Linked DNA regions of Homo sapiens: region 2 is linked to region 1. A link is an interaction called in ENCODE POLR2A ChIA-PET data of the cell type or tissue named here. Cell type or tissue: K562. All regions are shown on one strand.

Region 1 (2,500 bases):
ATCCACACAAAGTTACAGTGGCAGCTGCTCCCACCTCTCCAGACCTGGTCGCTTTGTGCCTCAGATCACTGGAGCTTACTTCACAGTGAACCGTTTGAGTCTGGCTAGTGCGTGTTCTACCCACCGGACCGCGGGCACCACGAGGGCGGGACCACATCTAGCTGTGCTCTCAGTATGATGCTGGCATGGAAGGGGCTCCCCAGACACAAACAGATCTGGATGAACAATCAGGCTTCACCGATGAGGGGAGAGAGGCTCAAAATGCACCCACAGGTTACGAGGCTGCACAGATGGCTGGGGAGGAGCGGGGGCTGGAACCCCGCGTCTGAGTTGCCAGGCTCTCCCTGAGGCCGAGGGGCCCACAGACACTCTGCGGGGGCCTGGCTCTGGCTGTGCGACTCACCCACTCTGGGTCCCCGTCTCCCCATCTGTACAACAAGACAGCTGGCCAGCTCAGACTCGGGCCACTTTCAGGCCTGGTGAGGGAAACTAATCAGGGACCAGCACACGTCCAGGTAAAGGAGAACTCACAGGTTCTGCCTTGCCTTCCCCTGCGTCTGCCTAGAAACCTCTCTGCCCCGCTCTGCGAGGCTGTGAACTCCCGGGCAGCTCACTCAGCCTCCGAGCCTCAGTGTTGTGAGGATTAGAGGAGAAGCTCAGTGTTGCCCATCGTTCTGCCCTTTGTATCCCAGCACTGGACTGTGCCTGCTACAGATCCTCCTAAGGAATAAATACATGGATTGGCCAGGCATGGTGGCTCATGCCTGTAATCCCAGCACTTTGGGAAGCTGAGGCGGGCAGATCACCTGAGGCCAGGAGTTCGAGACCAGCCTGGCCAACGTGTCAAAACCGTGTCTCTACTAAAAATACAAAAATTAGCTGGGTGTGGTGGCACATGCCTGTAATCCCAGCTGCTAGGGAGGCTGAGGCAGGAGAATCACTTGAACCTGGGAGGCAGAGGTTGCAGTGAGCTGAGACTGCACTACTGCACTCCAGCTTGCGTGATAGAGTGAGACTCTGTCTCAAAAACAAACAAACAAACAAAAACAAACCACGGATGACTGAGACAGTCACATGAGAAATAGGGTGCCACAGGAGGATGAGGGAAGCAGTCAGCTAGGTAAGTACAAGGAGGAAAATGACCCCAAATCACAGGAGTGGAAAGCAGAAGAATGAAACCAGTATTTCTGCCATTTTTCCCAAAATAAGGAAGAGTTCAGCCACCTGCATTCCAGCAGGCCAGGTGGTGGAGAAAAATCAGAGGGCACTAGGGGTTCCCATGCCCAAAGGGGAAAGCCAGGCTTTGGGCTGCCTGCGACTGTCACATAGAGAATGGCCACACCCACTTGGGCTTCTTCTGCAGATTCGTTCCAGGCCTGTGGTGGCTCTGCAGGGAGGAGGGAAGGAGAGGAGGGAAAGGATGGGGCTGGAGGGGGAGGACAAGGGCCTGGGGCTGATCATGAATCTCTCACTCAAAGACCTTGCACAAGCGGGCTGAGGAGAAGGAAGGGGAGATGTCTATACTCGGGACCTTAAGAGGGCAATTATCTCAGAGAAGGACAGAGGCGGCAGTTTTGTTACAAGCAAAAGCTAACAAAAAAGAAGGCCGGGCGTGGTCACTCACACCTGCAATTCCTGCACTTTGGAAGGCCGAGGCAAGAGGATCACTTGAGCCCAGGAGGTCCAGGCTGCAGTGAGCTAAGATTGTGGCACTACACTCCAGACTGGGTGACAGGGCGAGACTGTCTGTCTGTCTCTCACACACACACACACACACACACACACACACACACACACACACACACACACACACACACACACGGTGGAGCAGATAATGGCAGGGTGTGCTGTATGCTCTCTGGGTCTGGGGGCCCCAGGAGATGAAGGGTGTGGGAGGGGAAGGACTCAAAAGCCAAGAAAATGCAGGAAGAATAGAAGCCCATGCAGAGGCCCCTGAAGTCCCGTGGGAACAGGGTGAGCACGAGGAGGAGAACAGGTGGCAGTGCGGGCCCAGCTGAGGGAGGCAGAGGAGTGGTGTGTGGGAGGCAGGATGGGGACATAGGAGCAGAGGAACCCAGACAGGCCAGGCACTGGAGTCTCCAAAGGCAAAAGCCAGGCTCCAGCAGTGGGCGGGCAGGCTGTGAGTAGATGTGTGGAAATCCTCACTTCCCACTGGACTGAAAGAATTTGCACCTGGCAAATGGCAGAACATTTAAAAAGTGAACAGGGTGCCAGGTGAAGTGGCTCACGATTGTAATCCCAGCTACTTGGGAGGCTGAGGTGGGAGAAATGCCTGAGGCCAGGAGTTCGAGACCAGCCTGGGCAACATAGAAAGATCCCATGTCTCTACAAAATAGAAAAATGAGACAGGCATGGTGGTGCATGCCTGTAGTCCCAGCTACTCAGGAGGCTGAAGTAGGAGGATCACTTGAGCCCTCTCTAACCTCCCTGAAGGAGGAGGCTGTTATGGTCACACCCCTTGCACTCTAGCCTGGGTGCC
Region 2 (2,500 bases), 180 kb after region 1:
AATGTCAGGGCTGGAATCTAGTATCAGGTGTTATAATTTTTCTTTGAAACAATTTATCTTTCTCTAGCCCTCCTTTTCTACTAAAGAGAAACTATAGTAAGACCAATTTTGTGCAAAATAAGTTGTAGGCTTATTATACTTGGCCTGATTATTTACATAAAATGCAGCAATGATTGATTGGCCATATAGGCTCTTTTAAGGTTGGCTTTGCTGGAACTTTAACTAAAAATATGTTATTCTAGGCAAAGCGCTGGTAGAATAACCAATGTCTCCAATTGTTTTGTTTTAAAAGGAAAAAGACTCTTACTAAACTTATGCAAATAACGATATTGATATAAAATCAGAATACTCATGAACAGTTTCCAAATTTTGGAGAACTCAGGTAGAGAGAAAGGTAAATTTGCTCACAAAAATATTCTTTACCCAATTGCTCTAAACTATAAATAACTCAAAAGAAAAAGATTTCCTTGACTCGTCTTTAACCAGAGCAGCAGGCTTCCAAACAAGATGTTGTTTGTTCACCTTGGAACTGCCATTCACAAGTCAAGCAGCTCTTGTCAGATGAGAGCTGTTTATCAGGCACTGTAAAATCTACCAGCTGCTTACATGGTTAGATCAGTCCTAGGGGAAAAAGAGGCTCCCTGCTCATGAATACCTCCACTTTGCATCCCCAGGTAGCAAGATGCTATATAAACCATTTTTTTATCATGGAATTATTTTGGGCACCATTATTTCCATTAGCATACGGGAAGTTTCAGTTAACATCCCATATCAAGGCAGTAAATGTACCTCAAGTGGAAATTCTCTACTCGAGTCTCAGTAGTTGTCATTGGGAGGTGCTCACAGCTTTTGCCATAAGCCCCAGTGAACACTCCACAAAGAGCCACCAGTGGAGGATTTGTCCCAACCAGTACTCCAGCTTTTACCCAATATTCTGTGGGCTCAGGCAATCTTACTAGTTCCCATTTAGCACGTCCAATGAACATTTCTCCAAGGGCAGTGATATGGTTTGGCTGTGTCCCCACCCAAATCTCATCTTGAATTGTAGCCCCCATAATTCCTACGTGTCGTGGGAGGGATATCATGGGAGGTAATTGAATCACAGGGGTGGGTCTTTCCTGTGCTGTTCTCCTGATAGTGAATAAGTCTCATGAGATCTGATGGTTTTATAAAGTGGAGTTCCCTTGCACACGCTCTCTTTGCCTGCTGCCATGTAAGACATGATTTTGCTCCTCCTTCACCTTCCGCCATGATTGTGAGTCCTCCTGAGCCATGTGGAACTGTGAGTCCATTAAACCTCTTTCCTTTATAAATTACCCAGTCTTATGTATGTCATTATTAGTAGTGTAAAAACAGACTAATACAGGTAGATTTACATGCCTTCAGTTTTATAGTACTAGGTAGGAGAAACATCCCCCAGTCAGATACGATACCCATTTTCATAAGACATTTAGATAAGGGAGTTGCAACTATATTACATAAAGCCTGTTTAAACATCTCAAATTTCATAATCCTGTAAATCTTCACATTCTTATGTTCTGGTACCAGGGACTTTTCTTCTCCACCCCCAAATTATTTTACCTTTTCTGGTGAAAAAGGACTTGGGTTCCCAGCAGGGAGTTGAGCCAACGGACTCAGACTCTTTTGTCAATTTTTTATCTTAATTTGTGTCAGTATTGCTCCAGGCAATGTCAGCTTTCTCATTATAACCTTTGCCTCTTGATTTTTCTCAAATCTCCCCAATCTGGGGAACATGCAGAAAACTAGTGTGGGGCCCTTGAATGTTGGTGTCACAGGCGTTTGAACCAGAGCTACTCCATCTTTAATAGGGGCTGGGTAAAATGAGGCTGAGACCTGCTGGGCTGCATTCGTAGGAGATTAAGGCATTCTTAGTCACAGGATGAGACAGGAGGTCAGCACAAGATACAGGTCATAAAGACCCTGCTGATAAAACAGGTTGCTTTAAAGAAGCCGGCTAAAACCCACCAAAACCAAGATGGTGACGAGAGTGACCTCTGGTCATCTTCACTGCTACACTCCCACCAGCGCCATGACAGCTTACAGATGCCATGGCAACATCAGGAAGTTACCCTATGTGGTCTAAAAAGGGGAAGCATGAATAATCCACCCCTTGTATAGCATATCATCAAGAAATAACCATAAAAATGGGCAACCAACAGCCCTCGGGTCTGCTCTGACTATGGCATAGCCATTCTTTATTCCTTTACTTTCTCAATAAACTTGCTTTCACTTTACACTATGGACTCACCTTGAATTCTTTCTTGCATGGGATCCAAGAATGCCCTCTTGGGGTCTGGATCCGGACCCCTTTCCAGTAACATTGGGAGACCAGTAGTGGCTCCCTTTGGTCCACCCAAGCTTTGGTAAGTGTTATAAAGACCTTTGTTTTAACCTCCATCAATTTTCATTTTATTTATTTCATTTCTTAATGGCCATCTAAAGATTTTCACCCTTCTAGAACTAGTCTTTTGAGTTTCTT

The links. Peaks named below come from ENCODE experiments on the same cell type or tissue, not always from the same donor. Only the 100,000 strongest peaks of a DNase experiment are listed, where the experiment ranks them.
Region 2: POLR2A ChIA-PET joins it to region 1 with 6 read pairs; 3 of 35 experiments call an interaction of 5 or more read pairs at or near these places.

What each region holds. Positions count from the first base shown.
Region 1 is chr16:58,491,811-58,494,310 of GRCh38, reverse strand. It overlaps a transcript of NDRG4 not described here. Among named protein-coding and RNA genes, the nearest start is that of NDRG4, 7.1 kb to the left of the region's middle. RefSeq lists a silencer at 1,292-1,586. In K562, no CTCF peak of the experiment used is centred here; a DNase peak (open chromatin) is centred at 1,402; H3K27me3 peaks cover 2,455 bases.
Region 2 is chr16:58,312,031-58,314,530 of GRCh38, reverse strand. No RefSeq gene overlaps it. Among named protein-coding and RNA genes, the nearest start is that of PRSS54, 18 kb to the right of the region's middle. In K562, no CTCF peak of the experiment used is centred here; no DNase peak of the experiment used is centred here.